Linked DNA regions of Mus musculus: region 2 is linked to region 1. Evidence: chromatin contacts called from ENCODE POLR2A ChIA-PET data. All regions are on one chromosome and are shown on one strand. Each heading gives the region's core, a stretch centred on a gene start or an enhancer-like site at or near the end of the contact. The rest is flanking DNA. Distances are from core to core; before and after follow the strand shown.

Region 1 (2,671 bases), core at 78-2,577:
TGCCAACAATTAAAGGTGGTGACAGACAGGCTAAGTCACAGAACACACACACACACACACATGCACACACACACAGAGGAAAGGAATACTGCATGGCCACTTTCATTCCTGGAGCAAACATAATATGAAGGTATAAAGCTCTTCTAGAGGGCCAGGGCTCATGCACACACACACACAGACACACACACACACACACACACACACACACACACACCCCTTTGTTTTTGTTGTTGGTCTCCTCCTCTTTCTTCTCTTCTTCCACAGGGTATCTCTATATACCAGCCCCTGGCTGTCCTAGAATTCACTTTGTAGAGTTGGCTAGCCTCAAAATCACAGATATTCGCTGGCTTCTGCCTCCTTAGTGCTAGATCAGTAGAGGACACAAAGTTTTATAGGAAAGAGATAGTACACAATCACAAGATACTGGTGTGGGCTTCTATAGGGCATCCCATTTAAGTATATCTTCAATGCATACACACACACACACACACACACACACACATATAAAATCTTGTGACTTTCTAAGTTATATTTCTCAAAGGATATAATTTATAAGGTTTAAAGATTAAGCATAGCTTAAAATTTAAATAACATTTAAAATTAAGTACAATATATTAACTTAATTTTTACTCTTACTGTTTACTCTTAATGAATATGTTTGTAAATGAAATTGTAAGATGGTTTTGTGAAGTACATTGTTCAGATTTAGGGTTGAGAGGAATGCTAATATAGTAAAATTCAAGACTATTGACATTTTGGCCCTAAGTAAGTAGAATTTGTCGCCTTACTATTTTCATTTTGTTTTGAGATGAGTTTTCACTTTGCAGTCCTGGCTGGCTTGAAACTTATTTTGTGGATCTAGCAGTCCTCGAATCAAGAAGATTGCCTGTCTCTGCCTCTGCGTGCTGTGATTGCAGGGGTGTGCTGCCATGCACTGATATTTGCTTTTAACATCTTATTTGAGATATCTTTATGAAAACACACATTTTTTCCCTCTGTATATGCAATTTTTGGCTGTATCAGTTGTGTTCACATTTTAAATTTTTCATCAGAAAGTCTCAGGGTGTGAGGCTTTCTTTTTTCATGTCCTCTTCATTTTCCCCATCTTTCTAGCTCGTTTCACTACCAACGATTAGAATTTAGCATGGTATCCAGAGAGTAAAGACTGAAGTGGTTAAATGGAAGCTATAGGCTGGTTCACAGACCTGGCAGTGCATCTGCCCAGGAAGTACAGGAACCAAGAGGAGGTAGGGAAGGAAAGGTTTGTGAGCCTCCTGAGACCCCGTACTTCCCGGTGTGTGTTTAACTTTGCACTGGGATTGGCCAATCGAGAAGGCCGTTCTCGCTCAGAAATCTTGTTCAAACTTCAATTTCATTCTTTGACTGGGCTTTTAACCTCCGCTTCAGAATCAATCGGCATCCAATTCCGGGGAACCGAAATTTCAATTCCGGAAGGACTCGGACACGGTAAACGGAAGTGAACCGCAGCTCGCCTCCGTCTCTTCCGGTGTGGCTTCGTGCGGCCCCCTTCTCTTTTTCTCGGTAGTAGCAGGCCGGCTGGGCGGGTTCTGGTGAGGCTAGGTAAGGGGATGGGCGGTGGCGGAGGTGGGGAGTGAGGCCTGGGTGTGGCCTCCATGGCGACTCCGCTGGTTCCCAGGCCGCGAGTCTCGCCCCGTTGCTTCTCAGAGGCTAGGGCCCTGCACTTCTCAGGTCCCGGCCGGGGGCCATTTCATCGGAACGATATTTGAGCTCCCCGTGCCTTCGAATGTAGCCCTTGCTGCCTCGAACGCCTTTAAGGTAATCGTACAAAATTTTTGCCTTCCAGAAAGAAGGATTTCGGCCGTTGGAATCTGTCTTCGCGCCCCATCGCTCCAGGAACCTGGCCATCCCGCTTCATTGTGAGCAGTGGGTGGAATTTGATGGAGCAGGAAAGTCCCAGGGTGAGGAGCTTCTGTCCGTTCTCATTTCCTCCACAGTCTCTCTCACTATCAACTATTAGAATTTAGTTGCTTTCGTGGAAACCGATGCATTTCATTAGTTCTTTCTGTTTCTCTCTCTCTCTCCCTCCCTTCTTCCCTCCATCCCTCTCTTGCACTCTCCCTTTCTCCTCTCCCCTCTCTCTCTCTCCCCCAAACCTCATGCATCCATTTTGAGAAAGTGTTAAATGCTCAGGCCATGCATATTTATCTGTTTGCAGACCACAAACCATCCCTTACCCCTTCCCTTCATCCCAACAATAAAGTATTAACAAGGGAAAAATAGGGAGTTTGGCACTCAAGGGATGGCTCATGAAAAACTGAAACTTGGGACTGGAGAGATGGATTAGTGATTAAGAGACCACATGTCATTTCTAGAGGATCAGATTTTAGTTCCCAGCACCCATGTTAGTGGCGTGTAACAGCCTGTAATTCCAGCTATCTGGGAATGGGGAGACCAGAGTCTCTAGGCACTTGCAGTCATGTGCGCCCCCCCCCCCTTAAATAAATAATAGAACTCTGTTAAGGAATGGGTGAGGCTTTATTTGATATGTTATTTCTCCACTGGTGAAATGAGCCAATTCAAGCCAGATTAGAATATTAGAGCAGGTTTATTGGGACGCTGCTCTCTGGTGAGTACATTGGCCCCAAGGATAGAGGCCGGGGAAGTCATTGTGTGGAGTGGGGATTGGGGG
Region 2 (2,671 bases), core at 79-2,578, 61 kb before region 1:
AAAGGAGTTACAGACACTTGTAGGCTGCCATATGCGTACTGGGAACTGAACCAGGGTCCTTTGGAAGAGCAACAAAGGTTCTTAACCACTGAGCAATCTCTCCAGACCAACTTCTCCATTTCTTTAAAACATCTTTTGATCTCCCATTCATGGTCCCCTTTCTAGGTTCATGTCTTATATTCACAGTCACAGCCATATGAGACACACACACACACACACACACACACACACACACACACACACACAAAGCTAGTATCCATATAGGATCCATGTGAAACTATGAAGTAGTTTATAACTCTTTCTGGCCTTGAACTCACAGAGATCCACTTGTGTTTGCCTCCTGAGGGCTGTTAAAGGTGCATATCACTATGCCTGACCTAGTTTTACTCTGAATTATTCCAAAAATAGAAAACACCCAAGCTGTTAAACTGTCTCTAAAAATTAAGTCGTTTGGGCCAAAAAGCTGGCTCAGTGGGTGAAAGAGAAGCTGACTTCCATTGCTGAAACCCATGGTGATAACGGACGCCTGAAAGTTGTCCCCTGACCTCCATACATTGCCATGTACATGCCTGCTTACTCTGTTAAACCATGCACACACATACACACACCCCATTATCACGAAAAATCAGGAAAAGATGTTAGGAACTAAGCATTTTGGATACAGGGTTTCATGTATCCCAGACAGACTGGCCTTGAATTTACTATGTAGCCAAGGATGGCCTTGAACTTTGTCTTCTTCTCCCAAGCACCACTAGTACCATCTACGGTACTGGCGATGGATCCCAGGGCTTCGTGATGCTAGTCCGGGCTCTACTAACAGCCCTGGGTGGTGAAAACGTGATGGAATCAAGGACTGAGGTGTTAGCAGAGTCCAGAGACACACAAAGACAGGTCGACATAAAGGTGTCTGGAGACAGCACTAACTGAATGGACCAAACGGATCATTTTTCCTGGGTTGGCAGATTGTGCAACATGGCTAAGGGCATCGCGAGCGTGAGGGAGAGGCGGGAGAGAAAAGCTTTTGTCAGCAGCATCTCCACCGGGGCGTCCCCACACCCATCCTCGCCCCACCGGTCCGCCATCAACCGAGGCGCACCCCGGCCTGGTCCCGCCTCTCGCCCCGCCCCCGCACTGCTCCCCCTTCAAGGTCTCGCTTCTGATCTCGACCTCTCGGCTCTTTTCCTGTCTCAACGCCCCTTATGAACCCACCCGAAAAAGGGTGCAACTGTCGGGACGCTGGAACAAACAAGTTTTTCTCTCCAGCTTGGAGAGCTCCAACGTGGCTGAGAACTCCGAGCCGGAAATGGAAGTGACGTCACGGCCAGCCCCCCCTTTTCTCCGAGCTCTGAGTCCTTCTCGGCGTTTGTCCGAGGGCTCTCCACGCAGCGCTCGGTGAGGATTCGGTGAGGAGCTGCGGGGGCGGCGCGGGGAGGGCGAGGACTCGGTAGGCCTGTGCGGGGAGGCGGGCCGAGCTCTGCTCGCGGGGTCCCGCGGCTTCCCGGGCTCTGCAGCCTTCCCGGGTGCCGCGGCCCGAGTGCGCATCCCGACTCAGCCCTGAGCTGTTTGCACCCACCTTTCTTCTAAAGCCGGTGTAAAGTAACCTTCGTGGAATTATTTTCCTCCCCAGAAAGAATAGACTTTTCGCCATTGGTATCACATTGAGACGCTGCATTTTCCATTCTTGGACCGGGCGATTCTGTTTGGGGGAGCCGAGCTTTGGCTGAAAGGTGGGTGAGGGCAGCCTTTTCCTCTTGTTTTTCTTTTTGTGTGTGTATGGAAAGGAATGCTTTATCCGATTATTTCGCTTTCGTGGGACCTATGTTTACCTGAGACACATTGCATTCTGATTTTTTTAAAAAGGCAACTTCGTTGTAGACTTTCGCAGAGTGCATTTATCTGTATATAAATATAAACGTACAAAGACCCGGGTCTTTGTGTTGAAGAAAAGTAAGGATAACAAGTTACTCTTGATTTGATGCTGGGGCCGCAACTCAGAGCCTCATGATGCTAAGCACTCTCCTGCTGAGCTACACCCTAGCCCAAATAGTTAGCTATTGTCTGAATGTTGTAGGCCTGTGCCTCCTTGCAGACTTTAAAAAATGGAGGCTTTGTTAGGTTAGTACTGATTAAACTGGTTGGTTTTTCAAGGAAAATTAAAATACAGTTTATGTTGAACTATTTGAGAATAGGTTGGGAATTTCAGGCATGATTTTTTTACATAACGGGGTAATACATTTTCTAAAAAAAAAAAAAAAGAAGATACTGACCCAGTAAGACCGTAAATACTGATCTTTCAGCCAAGATAATAAAAAATTAATATTATCTAATATCTTCTTTGTGTGAAATCAGAATTCTTCATTGTTATAAGTTTTTGGGTGTTTTTGCATCTAAGATCTTTTCAAAGTTTCTTTGTTTTTCTAATAGTGGGAATTGAATCTAGGGCTTTGTGCATGTTTAGTAAGCTCTCTTACTGAGCTATAAACCAAGACCTCTTTAAGGCATTTTTGCTGTTATTTAATCTATTTTAAGTTGTTATCTGTTTATGTGTGGGGTGTGGGTTTCTGCCTTGAGTGCAGTGCCCCTGGATGTCACAAAGGGCCTTGGCTCCCTACAGCTGCGTTACAGGAGGTTGTGAGCCACCTGGTGCGGTGCCGGTGTGGTGCTGGGAACC

What was found. ChIA-PET counts read pairs that join two places held with the same protein, here RNA polymerase II (POLR2A).
Region 2: POLR2A ChIA-PET joins it to region 1 with 29 read pairs in Patski. The contact joins the promoter of Zfp266 here to the promoter of Zfp26 in region 1. POLR2A ChIA-PET finds 5 or more read pairs at or near these places in 2 of 5 experiments (Patski and embryonic stem cell).

What each region holds. Positions count from the first base shown.
Region 1 is chr9:20,458,816-20,461,486 of GRCm38, reverse strand. Zfp26 (zinc finger protein 26) reads left to right here and starts at 1,327. Exons shown (of 10, transcript NM_011753.3): 1 at 1,327-1,542; 2 at 1,826-1,940.
Region 2 is chr9:20,520,076-20,522,746 of GRCm38, reverse strand. It overlaps Zfp266 (zinc finger protein 266), which reads left to right and starts at 1,328. Exons shown (of 9, transcript NM_001082485.1): 1 at 1,328-1,403; 2 at 1,628-1,727.